Regions from separate parts of the Homo sapiens genome. Here region 2 is linked to region 1. Evidence: read pairs that join two places in POLR2A ChIA-PET (ENCODE). Cell type or tissue: HepG2. All regions are shown on one strand. Each heading gives the region's core, and the rest is flanking DNA. Links, peaks and the distances in the headings are about the cores only. Region 1 overlaps DENND1A (DENN domain containing 1A). Region 2 overlaps DENND1A (DENN domain containing 1A).

Evidence for each region. ChIA-PET counts read pairs that join two places held together with the same protein. Peaks named below come from ENCODE experiments on the same cell type or tissue, not always from the same donor. Only the 100,000 strongest peaks of a DNase experiment are listed, where the experiment ranks them.
Region 2: POLR2A ChIA-PET joins it to region 1 with 5 read pairs; 3 of 35 experiments call an interaction of 5 or more read pairs at or near these places.

Annotation. Positions count from the first base shown.
Region 1 is chr9:123,459,573-123,471,700 of GRCh38, forward strand. All of the region lies in intron 13 of DENND1A (DENN domain containing 1A), which reads right to left. Among named protein-coding and RNA genes, the nearest start is that of MIR7150, 20 kb to the right of the region's middle. RefSeq lists an enhancer at 10,698-10,992. In HepG2, for the core only: no CTCF peak of the experiment used is centred there; DNase peaks (open chromatin) are centred at 5,909, 7,629 and 8,149.
Region 2 is chr9:123,593,157-123,605,284 of GRCh38, forward strand. The region is part of intron 11 of DENND1A (DENN domain containing 1A); the gene reads right to left. Among named protein-coding and RNA genes, the nearest start is that of MIR7150, 110 kb to the left of the region's middle. In HepG2, for the core only: a CTCF peak has its summit at 4,963 (motif pointing left); no DNase peak of the experiment used is centred there.

The DNA.
Region 1 (12,128 bases), core at 1,757-9,756:
CACCTCACTTTTTCTTTGAACATGTTTGGAGTGCTTATCTACACAGACAAGTCTTTAATTTCAGCGGTGTATTCTCAATTCTGAAAGATCAGACTTTCAGATCTTGAGCTGAATTAAGGGTAACACCCCACCCCCCAGCCCTGGTAGCAAACACAGAGATGTTTGAAGCTCCACTTTTATACTATTTTAATGAGTTGCATGAGTGTTAAATTTACTGTCGAGCTTCCGTAAGTTCTAAGAGTTCTTCCTGCTTAAATCTAGCCAATATTAACTCAGAAGCTGGGCAGACTTATTGCACAAGGGCTGTGAGGATGACCCAAAAATATTAGGGTAAGGAGAATATTTATTTTTATACAGTTACACCCTACCTAATTTTACAAAGGATCTGAGGCAGCTTATATGAGCATCTAAAACAACAAAGAAAAACATCAGGGCTGCCAAATACATAGATATATAAAAAGTATTTGTTTGGGAAAAAAGTAGCTGGGTATGTATGTCCTATGTGGCATCTAAGTTAAGTTACAAAATTAGCTCTGAGCTTCCTGGCTGCTGGAGCAAGAAGGAAAACAATGCAAACTTTATTTTGTGTACGAGAAAAAAACCCCACACTAGTTCCTTGGGAAAAATAGCTTTATGTGCCATTTATTACTTTGGCATGGGTTTACATCTTCCTTGCTCAACAGCTGAGAAACCAGCTAGTGATAACTAACACAAGCTCAGCTAGAATTCCATTCCTGTGGCTTGGAAGTTTTGTTCTCACTCTTGGGACCAGAGCAGGGCAATTAATTCTCTCTCCAGGTGATCTCATCCATGCACACAGCATCACTCATCCACTGATGACTCCTGACAAATCCTGGCAGCTCAGACACCTTTCCGAAGCTCTATACCCATCCATCTCAACCTCCACCTGATGGCCTGCTGGCGTCTCAAACTCAAAATAGCCTGAAACTTCCAATTACTATCCCATCAAGACTGCGCCCCAAATCTATTTTTTTCTTAACTGTCATTATCCACAGTTACCCACAGTGGACCTATCAGACTTTCTAACTCCTTCCTATTTTACCTGTGAATTGTCTCACGCTCACCCCCGGCTCTCCATCTACGCCTACCTTGGCGTAGGCCTGGACAGGCTTAAACCACGGTGGAGGTTTAACTCCACACTCCTCTCCTGTTTCGTCCCTCTTCTACTCCAGCTCTTCTGGCTAGAGTGCTTTCTAAAATGCAAATTAGACCACATCACTATCCTACTCAGGAACTCTGCATAGATGTTACCTTTGTGCGATTATTTGACTAATGTCTCTTTTTCCCACTAGACTATATGCTTCACGCAGGCCGGAATGGTGTCTGTTTTGTTCAACATTGTGCACCTGGCAACATATGTGGCACACACAAGGGCCCAATAGGGGTGAGGAAAGGGAGAGCTCCTTAACCAGCAAACGCACCCTCCCAAAGCTGACCCTGGCTTCCTTTCCTAGAGTCCTTCTGTGTCACTTTGCCTCTGCTCTTCCACATACCTCATGCTCCAAACGCATCCCATGATCACACACCACATCCTTCCTTCCTCACCTTCTTCATTGCTTTTGCCAGTTCTATTCCTTCTGCCTGGACTGTCCTCCTGACACATGCAGGCCTCTGAGTGGCAGTCACTCATCCCAGTGCCGTGTGCACTCCTGGGTGCTGGGATAGTCTTCACTGGTATCCCCTCTCACCAGGAGCTCAAGGGGCCAGAGGCTGAACTCATCTCTGTACGCCCCAGGAAGAGCCCAGCCCCTAATCAGAAGCTCAGGGATGCTGGTTAAAGAACCACGAAATGAGTTGAACCCTGCTTCCAGCCACAGGAGCCTTGTGTGGTCTCAGTGTGTCTCTGACACTGTTTGGCCTGATGGTAAAGAGGTCTCAGAGCTCGATGCCAGGCAAGTGGCACCCATGCACAGGGAGTTGAGCTGCTCCAAGGAAATGCTCACTGAAGTGGCTGGCAGTCACTCCTGGAGCTTTGGCTCAGGGTTGCCAGGAAGAAGTCTGCTGAGGGCCCGATACATTCAAGAGAGTTTGCAACCAGATTCGTAGATGAGGTAGTCTGAGGCAGAATTTAGCTGCAGGAGAGCAGAAAGAATCTCGCCTTTGGGGAGACATAAACATTTTGGGCCTGTTGTGTGCTCACGGGAGGTGATATCCCCCGGACAAGATGTCTGCGCCCTAAAAATGCAACAGGACATGGGCATGGAAGGGAAAGAGTCAGGGGAAATGTGACAAGGGGCTTTTTCTGAAAAGAGCTTAAAGAACAGCATCAGATGTGTGAATTAGACATGGGAAGAAAGTCTATCACATGGTGTAGTGTTACCAGGGTGGGGTGGGGTGGGGGGTAAAGTGTCCACAGGAGTCCAAAGAGGAAACGGCAAATTCTCCAGGGCGGCAGGTCAGAAAACATGATAAGTGGACACTTCGGCTGCGCCTGGAAGGGTGAATAGGACTTAGGTGAGCAAATCCTGTCTGTTCAGGGCCCAACTCTTCTATCTTAATCCTGCTGCAAGGCAGTGACGTTGTCACCCAGAACCATGCATAAAGGTCTGAATGGCACCAGGCACAGAGGGCTCTTTTCCCTGGAGCAACTCACCTTGTAAGACAAAGGCAATAATCATAGTTTAACTCTCTGTGAGGCACAGTGCTACGCACTTCACAACTCTTTTTAACATTCTGGAAACTTTCATGAAGTCGAAATTACACTCAAATTTTACAGAGGAATAACTGAGGTAAAGACATCTGCCCAGGTGACAGGATTCAGACATTGCAGAGTCAGGGTTAACAGCTGGTGGCTTCCCAAACCCAGGTGTGCAGCATGCATGTGGTCTACTGCAGGCCTGGCTTCTCCCTGCAGCCTCAGTCCTAAATGCTTGCCCTGAGACCTCCCTGGACAGGAGAGTTCTCTTTAAAATTGGAACCCTGGCCAGGCACGGTGGCTCACGTCTGTAATCTCAGCAATTTGGGAGGCTGAGGTGGGCGGATCACCTGTGGTCAGGAGTTCGAGACCAGCTTGATCAACATGGTGAAACCCTGTCTCTACTAAAAATACAAAAATTAGCTGGGCGTGTTGGCGCACGCCTGTAACCCCAGCTACTTGGGAGGCTGAGGCAGGAGAATCACTTGAACCCGGGAGGCGGAGGTTGCAGTCAGCCAAGATCACACCATTGCACTCCAGCCTGGGCAACAAGAGTGAAACTCCATCTCAAAAAATAAAAACAACAAAAAAAATAAAATTGGAACCCTTTAGGTTCTCCTGCACACAAAGCACCAGCCCTTCAGTGACAAACAGCTCCTGGGAGTAAACAAACCGCTGTCAAGGCTCTTTCTGCCACAGGCCCAAGGTGAGGTGCCAAGCCACTCCCACCAGCTCGTCCACCTGCGTCCTGCAAGTAAAAATGGCGGCCCCCACTCCATTGTGCATGGAGAAGAGTAAGGCAAGGTGTCTCATTATTCTCCCCTGAAGTGCTGATTTAGTTCTACGAGGCTGATTAAGCCCTTTGTCTTCTTAGGTGACATTCTAGGTGCTGGGGCTACTGGCTGATAGCAGTGTTAATTCAGGGAATTCAGGCCGTGAGTGTTCAAGCTTAGATCACATTAGCAGAGTTTTCCAAGTATGACCTGAAGGACAGTAAAACACAGCTGCTTAACCCTGTCGAGAACTTTGTTACAAAAAGACAAGTTTTACTCCTGGATTATCTTCTTGACATATGGAATCCATCGGAAACACTATCATTAATAAGTTGAATCCTTGTTAACAGGTAAAATTGGTGATTTCAAAGGTTTTTGATACTTCCAGAAATAAATGACTCTATCCACAGCATTGCTGATATTTTTATTGGCATAAAAATAAAATCTCTCATCAGATTTTTCAGCAAGTTTCCTTGTTCTGAAGACCCATAGAGTATTACATTCTTCTTTTACTGATTTAATTTTTATCAAAATTCTATGTGCACATTTATGAGATTCTTATGAGAAATGGAAAGAATCTCAGACCTCTTTATGGACCTTGCTTAACATTTAAAAGAGTTAATGTCGGCCAGGAGTAGTGGTTCACGCCTGTAATCCTGGCACTTTGGGAGGCTGAGGTGGGCGGATCAACTGATGTCAGGAGTTCAAGACCAGCCTGGCCAACATGGTGAAACCCCATCTCTACAAAAATACAAAAATTAGCCAGGCATAATGGCAGGTGCCTGTAATCCCAAATACTTGGGAGGCTGAGGCAGGAGAATCACTTGAACTCGGGAGGCAGAGGTTGCAGTGAGCCCAGATCACACCATTGCACTCCAGCCTGGGAGACAGAGCGAGACTCCAGCTCAAAAAAAAAAAAAAATTAAAAATAAAAAAACAAATAATAATAAAAAGAGCTGATGCCTGCTGGGCTTCATACCTAGGTGATGGGTTGATAGGTATAGCAAACCACCATGGCACATGTTTACCTGTGTAATAAACCTGTACATCTTGCACATGTACCCCATAACTTAAAAACAATAAAATACAAATTAAAATTAAGAAAACACATACTTTTGGAAGATCCATCCACACACCCAAACATTTTTAAAGCACTTACTATGGTCTAGGCTCTGTGTTAGGGGAATGCAAACACGAATAAAATAGAGTTGGTACAAACAGTAATAACTAAATGAGGGATGAGAAGTGGATGAAAATATAGATAATGTAAGAATGGCAGAACATTATGTTCATAGCAGCTCTACTCACATCAGCCAAAAGATGGAAGCAACCCAAGGGTTCATCTGTGGAGGAGCGGATAAACAAAGTGTGGCATATACACACAAGGGAATATTATTCAGCCCTAAAAAGTAAGAGATCTGATACATGCTGTAACATAAAGGAATCTTGAAGACATTACGTGAAGTGAAATAAGCCAGTCGCAAATAGATCAACGCTGCATGGTTCCACTTGTATGAGGTACCTAGGGTAGTCAAACTCACAGAGACAGAAAGAATGGTGCTTGCCAGTAGCTGGGGCAGGGGGAAGGGTGAGTTTTTTAATGGGTACTGAGTTTCGGTTTCGCCAGACAAAAAAACTTCTGGAGATGGAACAATGTGAATATACTTAATGCCACTAAACTGTGCACTTAAAAATAGTTAAGATGGCAAATTTTATGTATATTTAAGGACAATCAAAATTTTTAATTAAAACTTTTTTTTTAACTTAAAAAATAGAATAATGGAATATTTATAGCAGTGGAAGCTGGGAGATGGGTTCACTGACTTTGTATAAGTTTGAAATTTTCCATAATAAAAAGTTAAAAAGGCCGGGCACAATGGCTCATGCCTGTAATCCCAGCACTGTGGGAGGCCGAGGCAGGCGAATTGTCTGAGGTCAGGAGTTTGAGACCAGCCTGGCCAACATGACAAAAACCCATTTCTACTAAAAATACAAAAAAAAAAAAAAAAAAAAAAAAATTAGCCAGGCGTGGTGGTGCAAACCTGTAGTCCCAGCTACTCAGCCAGCTACTCGAGAGGCTGAGGCAGGAGAATCGCTTGAACCCGGGAGGTGGAGGTTGCAGTGAGCCAACATTGTGGCACTGCACTCCAGCCTGGGCAACAGAGCAAGACTACGTCTCAAAAAAAAGAAAAAAAAAACATTAAAAAGAAAAGCTCCTGTATCAAAGAATCCTGTCTAGTTCAGGGAGCAAATAACAACAGTACAGTGTGACAGCTAGCACACCAGAGGGCTGGTTTTTGTCTTTGATTTTTTTTTTTTTTTTTTTTTTTGGTAGAGGCATCTGTATGGAAACTTAAAACTCTGTTTCTATTTGATCAATTTAGATGACACAACATGGTGGAGTGAGAATGTGGCTTGGGTGGAAAGACCTGCATTTGAACCTTGACCCTGACTGTACTAGCTATGTGCTCTTAGGTGACTAACTTGTCCCTCCTCGTCTGTGACAATTATACAATGCCAACCTACCTCACAGGGTTGCTTTGAAGAGTAAAACAGATGATAAACAAATAGATTCTTTCACAATAGACTTTCAACAAATAACTGTTTCCCCTGAGGGTGGAGATTGGGTCTTACCAGGGCTGGCAACATAATATGCAAGACCAAATATAAAATAAATATGCAGGAAAAAAGTGCTGTTAAAATATAGAAGTGCCGAACTAAAATATAAACCTTTTTTCTTTTATGGTGTCTTTTTAGACCTATCATGATGCTTTTAAATGTACTATTTAATGTCATTATAAGAAAAAATAAAAATGTAAATTATATTGGCATGAACTTTGTCATTTAGCTTGGCCTTGTGCAATGCCAGTTTTAAATGCTAACTCATATGTACAATTGTATTTTATAGCTTGTACATGCATTTATACATTTGTATTTTGTTCTCATCAGACAGTGGAAACACTGCACAAAACTAACGCCATTGTTTTTATTTCTTTTTTTCTTTTTTAATTTTTTTAGAGATGGAGTCTCGCTCTGTCACCCAGGCTGGAGTGCAGTGGCGCGATCTCGGCTCACTACAAGCTCCACCTCAGGTTCACACCATTCTCCTGCCTCAGCCTCCTGAGTAGCTGGGACTACAGGCGCCAGCCACCACACCCGGCTAATTTTTGTATTTTCAGTAGAGGTGAGGTTTCACCATGTTAGCCAGGATGGTCTCCATCTCCTAACCTCATGATCCTCTTGCCTCAGCCTCCCAAAATGCTGGGATTACAAGCATGAGCCACCGTGCCTGCCTTTTTATTTATTTATTTTTTTTGAGACAGAGTCTACCTCTTTCTCCCAGGCAAGAGAGCAGCGATGTGATCTCTGCTCACTGCAACCTCTGCCTCCTGGGTTCAAGTGATTATCCTGCCTCAGCCTCCTGAGTAGCTGGGATTACAGGCACCTGCCACCACACCCAGCTAATTTTTGCATTTTTCATAGAGATAGGTTTTCACCATGTTGGTCAGGCTGGTCTCAAACTGACCTCAAGTGATCCACCTGCCTCGGCCTCCCAAAGTGCTGGGATGACAGGCGTGAGCCACTGCACCTGGCCTATTTCACTTCTTGCTATCTGCACATTCTCTATCTATCTCCAGCTTACTGATGAGAAAGGTAAAGGAACCATGGTTGTTTTATCTTTGCCTTTCCTTCTATGTCATCATTTTCAGGATAAATGGTTGGCTAAGTACAAAGTAACATAAATAAGAAATATGATAGGTTTCCTTGGTCATTCATGTTTCTTAGAACATCACAGGCTGAGTGGGGAGGATCTCTTGAGCCCAGGAGTTTGAGACCAGCCTGGGCAACACAGAGAGACCCCGTCTAGACCCCATCTCTTAAAAAAAAAAAAAAAACTAGCCGGGCTTGGCTAGTGGCTCAAGTCTGTCATGCCAGCTACTCAGGACGCTGAGGCAGGAAGAAGTCTCGAGCCCAGGGCGTCAAGCCTGCAGTGAGCCGTGATCACACCACTGCACTTCAGCCTGGGTGACAGAGCAAGACGTCTCAGGAAAAAAACCCAAAAAAACAAAAACAAAACAAAACAAAACAAAACAAAAAAACATTATTGCCTTCTTTCTGTATTTGAAGCAAGTTCTGGTTCTAATGGAAAGTGTGGCCTCTTGGGGCTGTCAGACATGGACATGTTTACTTTGTGAGCACGTAGAGTCCTGCTGAATGTCCCCACATCCTGGGTCCACTGGAATTTGGTGCTGCAGGCACTAGAAAATTGTATGGGGTTGGGATGGCGAGGCCCCATGGAGACACATGTTCTGTGCGTGTCTCCTTTGCCAATGTCCTTACTCTACTGTCCCATTTATAAAACACCAGTTCAGGCCTGGTGTGGTGGCTCACGCCTGTAATCCCAGCACTTTGGGAGGCTGAGGTGGGTGGCTCACGAGGTCAAGAGATGGAGACCATCCTGGCCAACATGGTGAAGCCCCATCTCTACTAAAAATACAAAAAATTAGCCAGGCATATTGGCGGGCGCCTGTAATCCCAGCTACTCAGGAGGCTGAGGCAGGAGAATCGCTTGAAATCAGAAGGCAGAGGTTGCAGTGAGCCGAGATCGCGCCACTGCACTCCAGCGTGGGCAACAAGAGAGAAACTCCGTCTTGAAACAAAACAAACAAAACATCCCCACACCAGTTCAAAGGTAAAAATGTTAGGAATTTCAGGACGGTGACAGCAGAGCATTAAGCCAAGCCTGGGGCCCTGTGTGACTGCACAGGTCCATGCAGGTGGGGCCAGCCTGGTTCCTGAGCATGACACTCAAGGCTCTAAGTGACCTTCTCCAGCTGCCTTTCTTGCTTATGACACCCTGTCCACCTCACTCACACACACATCTCCTCCTGCAGAGGTTCTGGGCTGTCCACCACACCCTGAGCATTTTGTGCACTCTCACTCCTGGCTGCCTTCTTCATGGTACTTCCTTGGGGAAACCTTACTTGAATCATTCAGATGAAGAGGACCTCATTTCCCACTAAATGTCTCCACCAACCACCACCTGTACCCAGGTGGACTGTCCCCAGCACACTGCAAGTTCCTAGAAGGCAGGCTCTGATTCATGGTCACTCTGAGAAGTGGCAGATTGGGGGGTTCCACTCTCAGCTCTGCTCCTTGCTGCTCTTGGTGCCACCCTGGGGAAGTGACTACACCTCTTAGATCCTCATTCTTGTCACATGTAATGTGGGTAGAGCTACCTGCCTCCGGGGACTGCTGGGGGATTAAGCAGGGATGAATGAGATGGTGGAGGTTCACAGATCTCATCCTTGGCTATTCACCAGAATTACCTGGGTTATTTTAATCCCCAATGCCAGAGTCACAGATTTTGAAATTCCCCAACTGACTCCAGTGCAGCTAAGGCGGACAACCCCTGGTACAGGTGAAAGTGACCAGCACAGAGCCTGGACCCACTTGACAGTCCTTTTTAAAAACTTAAGAATAAAGCAAGCTGGGGAATTTGGCCCTATTTCTCACCAGCAGTCCCATCTCAGTTGCATTTTGTTTAAATGCCTCCAAATTCCCTGCTGGGGCCTCAGCATCCCTCCCAGAGCTGGGAGGAGAACGCTGTGCTGGTCTGACGGCTTCTTCTTACAGGGTCAGCTGTGGCAGCTGCCAAGGAGCCAGGGTGAGGTCCCGGCCAACATGGAAAAAGCTAGTGTGGTGTCTGGCCTAAAGAATGCCAAGACCTTGTTTACCAGAAAGCTGAGAGAGTGGGGACAGCAGGCTTAGATGACAATGACTTCAGGTTAGCCAGACACTGGCGTGAGTGTGAGGAGAAGGCAGCCAAGGTCTGCTGAGCTCCTGTTTGGGACCAGATGACCTGCATCCTTCACTCACCAAATCCTCGCCAGAAGGGAGATCTTCTGAAATGATTTCCACTTCATGGATAAGGAAGGGATGCCCATACAGGTGAAGCACATTGCCTAAGGTCCCAGGGCTCATGGTCTAATGACCCCTGAGCCCACACACACTCCTTCCCTGCCCTCAGAGGGCCTGGGTTACCAGGGATCCCAGGACCATCAGGTGGACTTGGGAAGGTGGGTCACTGCATGGCTATAGTCAGATGACTCTGGCTGGGCTGGGTGGGGACATGCCACATTTTGGGGTGACAGGACCAAGGCAGCTTTCTGAACCATTTGCACGGTGGCCGAGGCATGTCAGAAATAGACTCCCAGTCTGGGCCCCTGTCACTATAACAAGCCCTAAACAAAGAATCAATGTCTCATCGTGAAGCCAGCTCACTGTTCAGATGATTTAAGTTAGGGGAAATGTGGGTGTCAGCCCAGAGCTACTCTGATGATTTGCAGGGGCAGGCATGGCCGGGCTGCCAGTATTTGCCCATTCTGGCCGGCCGCTCTGGTATTGACAGAAGCCCCCACACGCGCTTGCTAGATTACAGTAAAGACATTCAAATCACAGGCGTGTCGGCCCACGCCTCGGCTCCTCTGTGCCAGCAGCCCCTTCCTTCTGCATTAACCGAGACAAACAGGGAGAAGTCAGGAAATTCTGATTAGTGCAGGAACGGCAGATGAGCTGGGAGGCCTGTGGAAGCTAAGGAGACACAATGAAGGTGGTATTCATGCATACTAGCGTAAGATTTTCTTCCCATAAGAAATGCAGATGGGAATCGGCTCTAAGAGGAAAGCAGGTGCAGTGATTAAAAACAGCTACCGCTTGCTGAGCCCTAAACCAGCACTGGGTGGTTTTACATGCATTAGCTCACTTACTCCTCACAGCATCGCGTGAGGTAGGTAGGATGATGATCTCCATTTTACAGATAAGGAAATCAAGGCTCTGAAAGGGGACGTCACTTGCCTGAGGGTGAAGAACTGGGCAATGACAGGGCCAGAGTTTGAAACGAAGTCTGTCTGGCCCTGGGGCTCATGCAGCACAATATTATTTATGTTTGATTAAGAGAGGTAATCACAAGATTGTATTTGACATATCAATGGCCACTCAGGGCTGCCCTAGTAGCAATTCAGACAGGGATTCTAAGGTGATGTTGAACAGAAAGGGCTTTGGAGAAATGAAGTGGGTTTTGGCTGCACTCTATGCCTGCTGTAGCCATCTCGGCTCTTGGAGCCTCTGTTTCTTACAGATACAATAGAGGTAATAGCTATGTCATGCTCTAGGCATTCAACCCCATTACATAGGGTGAGTCCACAGTGCAGCGGTGGCGCAAGGTGAGAGCTGACATGAGTGAGACGGTGACGACCCCTGTGCTGCCGCAGAGCTACAGCTCTCTCCCTAGCACAGAAACCAAATGGGGGCCCACTGAAATCTCAACCTCAAACACCTGCTGGCTCAACCACGTGGCCAGCGCCAGGGGTTGCCTCACTCTCACCAGGGGCCAGATTCCCGGTTTCAACACAATGACACTTGCATCCAAAGTCCCAAGAAAGGAAGCGCCAAGCTGATTAGAGATTTCTGTTTCCCTAGTGAGGAGAACACGGTTTGAGGAAGTGCACTGGAGAGAGGACACGTGTCAGGGACCTGATAGGCCCCTAGAGCAACAGAATCTATCTGAAACGCAATCAGCCGCAGAACCCATGTAGCTGCAGCAATGGGAATATGAGACTCATGGATCTCAAGGTAAAAAAGGACATGGTGATAAAACAGAAGAGGCACAAATTCGTCTCCACAAATGAAAAGCCCTAACCCCCTAACTGAGGAGACAGGCCCCCCTGAAGGTGTGCTGCCCACCCATCGCTTGGTGACACAGTCCTCTGGGGGGTGCTCTGTGGCACTGTCCACATGATTAATTGTCAGAATTATTTATTAGCCCCATGACTCCCTTATTTATTATCACTCCTCCTCCGAACGTCACTCATGCAGGGCTGAGTCTCTGGTGTTGAAACGGGCCTGGTACACAGGAGACTTCGGTAGGAAGTTTCTAGTCGTGAGCACGTGGCAGCATCAGGAACTGGAAAGAGCGCCAGGGGAGTCAAATGCCTGACTTGGTCTGGATTCCTTTTCCTTGCCTAGGCCTCGGTTTCTTCCTCCGTAAAATGGGAAGCTTGGAAAGTCTCCAAGGTGCTTTCTAATGTGAATGTGTTGTTTCTAGATATAGAAAAGGCTTTTCTTTACGAGGTCTGCCACAACCTCTCATAGAGAAATGTGTCACGATGCACAGTGCATGATGGGAGAGTCGGGAACAGTGAAAGACACTGCGTGGGAATGCAGGCTCTGCCACTTAACATGTCTGGAACGTGGGGCAAGTCCCTAACCCCTCAGAGACCACCTTCTCATCTGCCGAATGGGGGAGCTACTTCCTACTTCACAGGGCTGTGTGGGGATTGACAATCGAGGCATGGAAAGTGCCTAGTGGGGGGCTTGACTCTTAGCGGAGGGGCTAAGAAAGGATCTGTTTTCCACCCCAAATTAGGATGGTTTCCTGCCCAAAGCAGATGGCAAGTGATTGTACTCAAGCAGCCCCATTTCAGTGCATGTGACACGCGCTACCTGTGCAGGACATGTGACAGGGCAGTGGAGGCGAGACCGCAACGTACAGCAAGAAGAAAAGGAACCTCCACGAAGCTGCCTGCTAGGGCTGGGACGCCGCAGGACATGGCAACTCTCTGTGGCTGCACGTTGACTTCTCGTAAGAACCCTACAAAGACAGGCTCTTGAGCCTCATCTTAGAGAGGAAGGAGCTG
Region 2 (12,128 bases), core at 2,477-10,476, 130 kb after region 1:
GACGTCTTTGCAGTCCTGAGGAGGAGCAGGAGTCAGGTAGATTGGGCTTGGGATTTTATCTTCCTCAATTCCTAGTTACAGGACCAAGGGTAAATGATTTAATCCTAGCTGAACCTCAATTTCTTTATCCATAAAATGGGTCTATAACAACTTGTTACATAGGGTTGTGAGAGGATTAAGTAAAAAATTCTCTTCTGGGTGACGCCTAAAGCCAGTAAGCATCATCTACTCTCATGGCCAAGACAGCACCCAAGGCAGCACCTCTGAGAGCAGTAATGGGACCTCCAAGCAAAGGGGAAGGGTCTAGGCTGGCTTCCTGCAAAGACACTTTGCTCTGAGAGGGCACAGTGTCATGTGTTATTATCATGCCCACAACATGCTTTGCATTTGTTCAAACTAAGTCTAAGTTGATCCCTCTGTGAGAGGGGCACACTTGATGTGGCTCCTGACATTATACTATATGTCCCCTGTAAGTATGACTTCTTGGGAGCTTTTCTTTTTCTTTTTTTTAAAGGGAGAGAATATGGCTAAAATTAAACCAAAAATTACATCTTAGTAGCTTGTTAATCAAAATTTTATTCTAAATGACTGTTGCTGGGTTCCAAGCAGGTGCCTTGATACAGTGTGGCTCTGTGTTCCCACCCAGATCTCACGCCCTCTTGTAATTCCCAGTGTTGGAGGAGGGGCCTGGTGGGAGGTGACTGGATCGTGGGGGCTAATTTCCCCCTTGCTGTTCTTGTGATGGTGAGTGAGTTCTCCCAAGATCTGGTTGTTTGAAAGTGTGTAGCATTCCCCTCTCTCTCTCTTTCTCCTGCTGGCCATGTGGGATGTGCCAGCTTCCCCCATCGCCTTCTACCATGATTGCAAGTTTCCTGGGGCCTCCCCAGCCATGCTTCCTGTACAGCCTGCAGAACCCTGAGCCAATTAAACCTCTTTATAAATTGCCCAGTCTCAAGTAGTTCTTTATAGTCGTGTGAGAATGGACTAATACATGCCTCTCTTCTCCAACTGCACTCCTATGGCTACGTATCAGTCCAAGCCACAGCCAATGTTACAGAGGCCTGTGTGTATCAGGAACTGTGTGACATGCTCTGCATCCATCATCTTACTGACACACACAACAACAAAATTACAGCCACTAGCTGTTGTGTTTCTCCCACAGCCCAACTCCTTACAAGTATCATTTAATGTAATTCCCATGAAGTCCCTGTGGAGAGAGATGGAAACTGAGGGTCAGAGAGGTAAAATAACTCGTCGGAAATCACATGGCTAAGAAACACTGGCTGTAGGCATTGAGATGAACAGCAATACCTTTATTCTACCCAAGGCATGGCATTATTTGCTCTGACACATTGTTTCAATCAACAAACATACTGAGCAACTAATATAACGGACCTTTGTTAGGCATACCAGATTAATCAAGCCCTTAAGTATTTTGATGCCTGACCCAGACTCCACTAAAATTCCCAGGGAGGGGAGACTTTCCTACAGAATCATACCCATTTGATGGATGAGGAAACAATGCTAGAGATTAAATAATTTGCCCGTGTTCTTACAACTGGATGCATCAGAGAAAGGATTTGAATCTGGGTTCCATGAGCCAGTGTTCCTTCCACTACACAGCATGCACAAAATGTGCCCAAATGCATGTGCATATATATGAGTACATAACAAAGAACAGCATGGGAAGCTGGTGGCCTCCTAGGAGGAAAGGAAAGAGAAATAAGAGGGAAAGTGGATAGGACAGGAAAGGAAAGGCAAACATTCAGGTATTCTAAACTCTTTATTTCCTCCTGAAATCTCAGATACACAAAGAGGGAAGAGTGACATTTTCCTTCCCTTCCTCAGGCCCCAAAGGTCACCAAGCTGCCAAGCAGTTGATGAACGCAGTGGCTTTTCTTTGGAGCCAAGAGTCGCTGATTTGCTCCTTCCTGCTCCACAAAATTAAAAATCTAAGCCTGACAGTTCAGAGGAGCCCTGAAAACACCGCTGGAATTTCCCAGTGTGCTTTAAACAGAAACAGAAGCTTGGCAGAGGAGGGAAGTGGTGTAAGCACCTCCCAGGTCAGGCCAAATCCACCCCTCACAAGGTAACAGGCACTGACTCTCATTAACAAGTCCAGGGATTCTCAAGCCAGGTCAGCAAAGGGGCTCTTCCTCTAATGGCCCCTTTCCTGGCCATCGATCCACTGGGTGTTCATTCACTCACTCATTTGGTACATCACGTATGGAGCCGTCATTCATGTCAACTTTACGCTAGGTCTTAGGGACACAGAGACGATTAAACCATGATCTCTGAACTCAAGGGGCTCCCCGCCTCTCCTTGTGGATGGGCTGTGGGTAGATCTGAGAAAGGGCACAGTAGTATGCAGCAGACCAGTGGACCATTCCCACTCACCCACCAGCCCCATTCTCTCCCCGACATGGTCCTGGGCCCAGGGCCAGAAAGTCTCCAGGCTGGGGTCCTGGCCTTTTCACTTACCAGCTAGGCAGCTTCAGGCAAGGCACTCAGCCTTCTCTAGCACCAGTTTCCCTTGCTGTGAGCCGAGGTCATGCTCCTTACCTTCAGGGTTGTTGAAAAGATTGGGGGAGACACTGGGAACACATGTTTCATACAGAGTCCACCATCAAGCAGACGCTCGGTCAGTGCCAGCTGGCCCCCCTCTGGGAGCTGGGTTCTGCCAGTCCTCCTAGCAATCCACTCTAGAAATCCACCCCAACACAGAACCTCCATCCAGCCTGGCCTCCACTCTGCCATCCAGAACGGAGTGGGGAGCCTACTCACACTCTGACTCTGCTGGTGTTTTGTCTCAAACTGAAGCAGGCTTCCCACTGCTGCAGACTCAGTTTCCTCATGTGTAAAAAGAGGACAAGAAAGGTGTCAACACCTTTCCCCACAGCTGCAAAGCACAAACATGCGATGATATGGCAGAGCACTCCATAAGATGAGAAGCATGGCCCAGAGATAGCTCGCCACGTTACTGCCACCCAGCAGATCCTGCTCTTCTAGAAAACCCTCCTGACTACTCCTATCCCCGCCTCAGGTTGTCATCTCTAAACCCCATGCCAAGCACAGTGAACAACAGATTCTTTGGCCTGCAGTTAAAACTTGTTTAGTGATGTTTCCTGTGCGCTATCACTTTCCCCTTAAAATAACTGCTTTAAACCTTACGCTATTCACATACACTGTGGTAATGTTTACCACTGGTACCTGTAAAGCAGTGTTGAATTTTTGAACATACCATATTTTATATTTACCTATATTTTAGAATGTATTATTTTAAAATATCCTCAAAGCAACCTCTTGAAATGAGCTTTATTATTCACATTTTACAGAAGAACAACCTGAAGCTCCAAGAGGTACAGTAATTTGCCCCAGATCATAGAGTATCAGAGTTAAGATTTGAGCTTGGGATTTGACCCCAAAGCCTGGTGCCTTTCTCCTCGCTGTGCAGCCTCCTCCACTTTCCAGGCACAGAGCTGGTGCTAAGCAAATACTGAGGACAGTGGCCACTTCCACACGTCTCTTGTGACCTCCATGTATAGACTTACCAGAGTGCTGAAACACAGTGGCAAGCAAGCCCTAAAAGTAGGGCCAGTATAATAGTTTTCTTTTGTACACACTAAACTGCTTCATGCAATGAAATAACTGTGTTTGAATCCTGCTCCTCCTAATTATGTGTGTGACTTTGGACAAGTTACTTAACCTCTCTGTGCCTATATTTCATCATCTGTAAAATAGGGGCCCCACTACCAGAGCACAGATGCATTATGAAAATTAAATAATGAGCATAACGTGTCTGGCAGTAGTTCAAAATAGCATCCATCCAAAGTGAAACAATAGAACTTGAATTTAAGAGTTTCACTGGGAGTGTGGGGGATGTTGATTCCCTAGTCCCCAAATGGTTTGGGGTCACCCTATCATAAAATAGGACCTCATTCCTCCCACACAACTGCCACTTGCCATCATTCATTCATCACTAAGCACTGCAAAGCCCGACTCCCATCTCCACCTGCCTTTTATTTGAAATGTCAATTTTTAAAGAGTGGAGAGGTTGGAAACCCAATTTAACAAGCACGCTGAAACATTGTTTATTGCCCCCATAAACATGGCTTAGTGAGAATTACGGACTTAATCAGAGTGAACTTATCTTGCGGTGAAAAGGAACACTTTAAATTTCAGAAATGGCACCTTCACTGTGAAAATCTCTTAACTTTTCAAACAAACTACAGGGGGTCTTAAACATATGGGCAGTAAAGGGGCAGCTATTACTTTGATTTGTCCTACCCACGAGCCTAGGAGCCCTCACAGTCCTTAACAACTTTAAGATCTAGGAAAAATACTTGGAAAATCATATTCAGGAGACATGTCTCTAAAAGCACCCAAAAGGTCTGCAGAGTGAGAAGTGAGACCTGTATAGCTGCTCTTGGGGTTATTCAAAAGGATGGGCCCTAGGGTCATTAGAACAGGGGCTATTTAATAAGCAGCAGCAGTGAGAAAGTGCACCCCTCCTCCTAAGATTAAACATTTAGCAATAGGTAATATTTTGCTGACCTGCTTTTCAGAAGAGAGGTGCTACACAAATCTAAAAGGCTGCTAAATGGTTTGTGTGGGTCTTCTTTATTTATAAACCCCCTCCCTCCTGCTGAGGATGACGTCCTATGAACCCCAACTTCCCAATCTGAGGCTTCATTAATGCTACTCAGATCATTCCAGGGAAGGTTTTCATAAAGACGACCCCATCTTGCAGACAACGTATCAGCCTGGCTGCCAGAGGCAGGAAAGGCAATAGATATAAAATTTTATTATTTCAATGCCCCAGTAGCAGCCAGGAGGACTTAATGAAATCGCCAAGATTTACAATCTGAAATAGCTATTGCACAGACAGATACAGTTAAGGGAGCTGAGCCCTCTGACCTTTCAACCCTTTGATCTTCACTCGGCAGGTGGCCTGGAGCCCCCTCCTGGGCATCTTCCCTCTCTTCTGACACTGCCAAACCTTGATGTGCAATAAGCCTGACCCTACACAGGTGACTCTCCCGGTGCTTATCACCAGCAGCTGCTGCTAATGGCACGGCCAAAATCACTCCGAGGCAGGGAAGGGGAATATACTGTGCAGTGTCCAAATGGTGCTGAAACAAGGCTCAATAACTCAGCCCCAAGTCCAGTTGTGCAGCAGTGCATAATGATGTCATTACCCAAAAGTGTCCTTAGAAAATGGAACTCTGATCTCCCCTGATTTACACTTTGAGGTTGGGGGAGGGGGGAAAATCACCTTTTAAAACTCAATCACAAATCTCAAAAAAAAAAAAAAAAAAAAACCAACCCCAAAGTCCCAAATGCATCTCTCAGAACTTCCCCAAAACCATGTGCAGCAAATTTATACCAGCGAAAATCTAAACAATTTTTGGAAACCTAAAATTGACTGTTTTCAGTTCCATGAAATTTCATTTAAAAAACCCCATATGCCAAAATGTCCAAATTCTCTTATTTTTAAAAATTGGGATGACATCCAAAAATCATAGCTATCTTTTTCTTTCTTTTTTTTCCCCCTTCTTCTAAAGCTAGGGATGGGTAGTGTGCATATGTACTTATCAAGCTTCATAATTTAACCCATTCGGTCAGTACAAAATATTTGCAGTTAAATGCTGAAGAGGGAGGATATAAATTTATTACCACTGGATCTTTGGAAACAACGGACTCCTAGGCACCAAGGTTTAGCAGACATTATATTTGGCTAAGGAAGTGTCCAGGAGTCTAGGCACAGCTCCAATCTGCACCTTTTAGCTTTTGTCAATATTTGGGTTTATGGAGGGAAGGATTTTAGGCAAGACACATAAACCACTCTCAGGGATGTTGATAACTTCCAACCACAAAACAAAACTTCAGTGCCACTGTTCATCATACTTCAGAAAAGCCCCCAGTCAATGCCTTTGTTTCTAAACAAACATAGAATGGTGGTCCCAAGCTTTACCTGCAAAGGCCTGAACTTAGATCATAAATGTTTGAATCCAATAGCCAAAGAAAAAACCTACTTCTTTTGTAGCCTAAACGGCATATCTCTTAAGTGTCCAACTTTAATTTCATCTTGAAATCAGCTGAGAATCAAACAATATGTAAAGAGAGATCTATAGACTCCATTTTTAAACACACTTTTCTCTCTGGATGTTTAACTTTAGTACAGAGAGTAGTGTGTGGAGAAATTAGTTTAGCAGGGGGGAAAAAAGGCATGGTTACTACATCACAGTTTGACCTCTTTGTACAAAACGACTGTTGAGCTATCTTCTAGAGATGCCTATTGGAAATATTTTATTCATAATAATAGCTACCAGAGGGTGATGGCCTAGTAATGTTCATGGCACTTCGGTCATATTATTTCTAATTGTCATCACTTTATGGCAGGTGTCCTCATTTTGCTGATGGGGATATTAAGGCACACACCCACAGAAGCTCAGCGACTTGCCCAAATTACAGATAGATAAATGGCAGAGCTGGGATTCAAACTCAGGTTCACTGACTGCTCAAAAAGCCCATGGTCCAGCCACATTTTCCCCAACAAAAGCAAAACACGAACAAACAGAACAAGAACATGCATTAATTTGTGCAGAAAATGCCGGATTTCGGCTTGCTTACACATTGCCCTGGCCCATTTAACGGCCTTCCAAATCAATTATTTTAGGTCATTAAGAGGAAGTTTAATTTGGTTGACAAACACCCCTACTGTGGTGACCTCACATATCAACAACAAATGCCTGATGGTCACAAACCCATACCATGAGTCGGCTGAGCATGGTGTTAAACAAAACCACATGCGCCCAGATTTCAAGTGGGATTTGTCTAGGCCAAGGGTACGGCTCTTCAATCATCACACTGCTGGTCTCTGAGCTCCCACAATGGCCCCGCCCCTAATCACTTGCAAGGAGTTTATGAAGTCAACAGTCTCACGTGGCCGGGCTCAGTTAAAAAGTAAGTTTAAGTTAATGTCAGTTTAGAAAAAGTCACTCATTAGAAAAATAAAAACAGGTTGAAAAAGGAGGGCAGAGTCAATCTTAGGTAGATAAGTCTTTTAGTTTCTTTGTAAGGGAAGGATATCAATTCTACACCTAAATAATATTGATAATCACTTCCATTTATTTGGCACTCACCATGTGTCAGACACCAATCTGAGTGTTTTCATGTACCTTCTTATTTACTCCTCATTGAAAACTCCTATGAAATGGGGCAACTACCTATTTTACCAGTGAGGAGTCTGGGGCTCAAAGAGGCACCTTAACGTACCCATCTGCAAAACAGGGGCACCTCTCTCAGAGTGGTGGCAATTAGAAATTACACGGCCAAAGTGGCATGCACATTAGTAGACCCTCATTCAATGGTCAAGATTATTATGTATAGGTATTTCCAGCAGGAATCTTTTAAGAGGATAGCAAAAGAATAGTTTTGTGCAAAGTGGTCAAACTGTGTGATGTAGTAACCATACCCTTTTCCTCTGAGAAACTGATTTCTGATTTAAACAAAGGAGTTTGCTTAGGCCGGGTGTGGTGGTGCACACCTGTAGTCCCAGCTACTTGGGACGCTGAGGCAGGAGAATCGCTTGAACCCAGGAGGCGGAGGATGCAGTGAGCTGAGATGGCACCACTGCACTCTAGCCTGGGCAACAAAGCAAGACTCCATCATAAAAAAAAAAAAGGTGCTTGTTTAAAGTGATCTAGTAGTGGTGAAACTAGAATATGAACTCAGGTCCATATGACTCCAGTGCCCACGAGCTCTCTGTTACACAGTCCCCCTGCTCACTGCCCACTGCTCCTTACCTCAATCTGGCAGGAATTTGACTCATTCAGGCTTCTCTTGGTAACAATTTATAAACTTTTAAGTTTTCTCTGAAGCCAGTTTTAACATTGCTAAATGCAACCTATATATAATGACATAAATGATGATAGGAAAATACGAAAACAAAAGCATCAATGATGGTTTCACATTTTTTTACTGGGATTCTCCTCATCATTACTGAGTTTTTCTCATCTGTAACAGAGGGCTATTCCATCTCACGTGAGAATATTTCCATCATGACTAGTTAGACTGAAAACGTACTGACTGCAAGAGATACTTAACTCAGCCAGAAGTACTTGTTCCCTTTGATTACATAAATTACTGCTAGAGCTTTAAATTGTTTTATATTAACTAATTCCAACATTAGGATAAGTGGCATTTGAGATTCATATTCATTTTAAAAGCAAATGCTTACTGTGAAGAGGAGACAGCTTCTAAGGGAAATCTATCCACTCAATCCAGGGCCTTCCTCGAGGCCTAAGGTGAGCAGAGCCTGCTGCGTTTGCAGTAGGAAGCTTCTGGATGGTACGAGACTCATAAGTGATGACTGTGCATGAGAACACATAGCATGCTAAGGAAATTCCAGGACCAAGCCACCGTTCAATTACCTTTTTCTTTACAAAATAAAGCAATCTCCACCCAGGGTTTCACTGATATAAACTTTGCCTCTTATTTTTATACTACTAACTAGGAAAATGAATGTTTGGCATAGTATTTTTAAAAAGCTCTTCATATTTGATTTAATTGAATAAACTATATCAGTTAATTCTCACAAGTCTTTTATGTGGATAATATCAATTTAATTTTACAGATAAGAGTGGACCAGGTAAGAGTGGACCAGATAAGTTAACCAGGTCCCAGTCAAAGTATACTCAGAGCTTGTCTCTGGAGGAATATGGGGCCACCAGCTGTAAGCCCTCCTTTCCCCTCCTCACCACAATCCCCAGCACACAGCACTGAGAAGGAAGAGCCCAGGACAGGTGGGGACTCTGCCCAGGACTGGGATGGCACAGGCATAATCCACATGGCCTGATGGGAGGGTACGCAGATCAGAGGCTCTGATAAACCCCTTGCAGCTGAAGGCCTGGGTACAAATTACAGTCGTCTCTCAGTATCTGAGGGGGATTGGTTCCAGGGCCCCTGTGAATACCAACATCTGCAGATGCTCAAGTCTCTGATACCAAAGGGTATAATGTTTGCATATAACCAATGCACATACTCCTGTATGCTTTAAATTGTCTCTAGATTACTTACAATACCTAATACAATGTAAATGTTAAATAGTTGTGATACTGTATATAACAACTATTATACAACAATTATACAAATATTATACAAAAATAGCCAATACCATATTGGCTTTTTAATTTATATTCTTTCATATATTTTTTTCCAAATATTTTTGATCTGTGGTTGGATGAATCTGTGGACATGGAACCTGTGGATGCAGAGCGCCAATTGTATGTTACCTCTCAGAGCCTCAGCTTCCCTATCTGCAAGTGTGAATATCTCCTACTTCGCAGAGAGTGTCTGAGGAACGCTCAAACATGAAAACAGGTCAAGTCCTCAGCACAGTGGTTGGCAAGTACTCAAAAGATGTTAAAGTCTCCTCCAACCCTTTCCCTTTCTTGCCATGAGCCTATGAATGAAACTATCAGGTGAGATTTTTCATGCAAATATCACTTTTTATTTCATTTTATTTTGAGACAGGGTCTTTGTCACCCAGGCTGGAGTGCGGTGGCACAATTATGGCTCACTGCAGCCTCGAACTCCTGGGCTTGGCTTGAGTGATCCTCTTGCCTCAGCCTTCTGAGTAGCTGGAACTATAGCTGTGTGTCACCACACCTGGCTAGTTTTGTTGTTGTTGTTGTTTTTAATTTTACGTAGAGATGAGGTCTCACTGTGTTGCCCAGGCTGTTTTTTAATAAAGCAAGAATAGGATCACTTGGCACTAATAAATGTCACATGGAACATCTCTGTTCTTGTGAGGACACATATACAAGTCACCATTTATACCTGGATGTAACTATGGCTCAGAATTTTGCATCAATTGCAGCATTAACAAATGTGAACTACATCTTACTTCTGTCTACATGTGGAGTCATACAAAGAAGCAAAATGGTACAATGGTAAACAAGAAACACTCTTCTTTACTCTGTTAAAAAATAAATATCAAAAAAAGAGAAAGGAACAAAGCATGAAAGACTTTCTATGCCAGGGGAAAAATGAAAAGAAAAAACTAGTTAAAATAGTGCCAACTCAATTGACAGAAATTCCAGTTCTTTGAAATGCAAAGGAAAAAAAATCCCATTACTTTCCCCTTGCCTGTAAATAAATGAATCCTATATTATTTTGTGTAAAAGCTCCATAGTTAAATTGGGAACCTTGTTGTAGACATAGACAAATGTGGCCTCTGGATCCCGAGACCAAGATGAGCTTTGATTTGGCACCTGGATGCTGTCCTCTGAATGGCGGCTCAGTGCTGTTTTAAGCACTTGTATGTTTGAAAAACCAGGCTTCTAGGGACCCATGGCTAAGCATTCCTAGGTAAAAGATGGTGAAAGCAGCAGAATGCCAGGAGCTCCCCATGCACCCATCACACGCCTCTTGAAACTGCATTAGAGGGGAGAAGCAGCTGGGGGCCCCCCAACTGGTCCCTGGGTCTCACTCCCCCTGCACCTACTGCCTTGAACTACCACATAGTACATAAAATACATTCATACCCTTAAACTGAGGTGTAGAAAAAGTAACTAATTCATAAAAAGTACTTGAAAACATAGAAGAAAAGACACAATCTAGTAAAAGTGGTGCTAATACTTCGAAGAAAGCCATCACTACAAACACCTCTGTCACAGCTTGGTAGCAAAGAAGCTCAGGTTTGGGACACTGACCCATCTGAATTTTATGTACATGTTTTTGATGTGTAATTTCCTAAAGAATTACCTTGATCTTTGCAAATATCAATTTACTTTATTAACATGGTTAAGTGGTTTCCAAGCATTTTATACGGAAGGACTGTGTTTCTAATGGCCCAGAAGGAGAAGGCCTGACCATGTCCCTCCTCTATTTACACCCTTCAATGGCTCTCCATTGCCCTATAAAGTTCAAACTCTTTACTGCAGCCTCCAAGGCCCTGGATGGGCTGGGCCTGGCCTGCTTACCTCAGCTCATGCTCCTATCGGAGGCTGAACTACTCATATCTCCTGGAAAGCCCCCTTTGCCTACACCTAAGTCTTTGCAGATGCTGCTCTCTGCTCCCTGGTTTATCTAATTCTTCTATTTATCTACTAGGTTTCAGTGTGGGCATTCTCTTCCTCTGAGAAGCATTATTCTCAAGGCTAGGGTCAGCATCTCTCCTCCCAGAGCCTACAGCATCCCAAATTCACTACAATTACTTTATATTTTTCTGCATCTGGTCTACACACAATCCTGTGAAGGTGGATATTATATCACATTTGCCATTTTTATACAGAGCCCCTAGTATAAACATGGTGCCCCGTACACAGAAAGCTCTCAAAACTCTGTTGCAGAAAGGAATGTATATTGTGTCCCCACCACATGCCAGACACTGGGATATGCTGTCCATATACAGGACTCAGCTCTTAGGAAGAAAGCAAGATACAGAAAGATGTAGTATCATGGCTGGAGTTAGCACAGCAGGGAAGTGGTCAAGCAGGGGTTTGGAAGTACATTTGTCAAATTCTACAGAAGTGTCACTCCCAAGCCTGGTACCGTGCCTCTGCATTGCAGACCAGGAGAAAACGAGGCAGGCACAAACCAATTGTGTTGAAACTGTCTTTCCCTAGGACATGAGGATGATGATCCTGGGAACCCAAGAGCTCCTAAAACACAGTTTCAAAGCCATCAGCTTAACAATGGAAACGGCTTGAAGGCCACTAAAGAAGTAAAACCAGCAAGGATTGCTGACCTTTGTTGAGCTCTTTATGTGCAGGAACTGTGCTGGGCATCTGATAGGCATTATCTCACTGGATCCTCCCAGTGATCCCATAAGGGAGACACAGCCATTATCCTCAGTTTACAGGTGAGAAAATAGAGACTCAGAGGTCAATTACCTTGCCCACGATCAAGTAAGCAGGAAGTAGAGGTGTCACATTCTAACTGCTCTACTTCACTGCCCCTGTGTATGGGTGGAACTTCATTTACAAGCCACCGGATCCTCTGTCTGGAACTGTCATTGCTGTCACCTTTCCCTTCTCCTTCCTGACCATCCCACCACCAAGAAGGATAGAAAATACCTTCTGGATGCATCCCTCATGTCACTCTGAGGTCTGTACACAAAG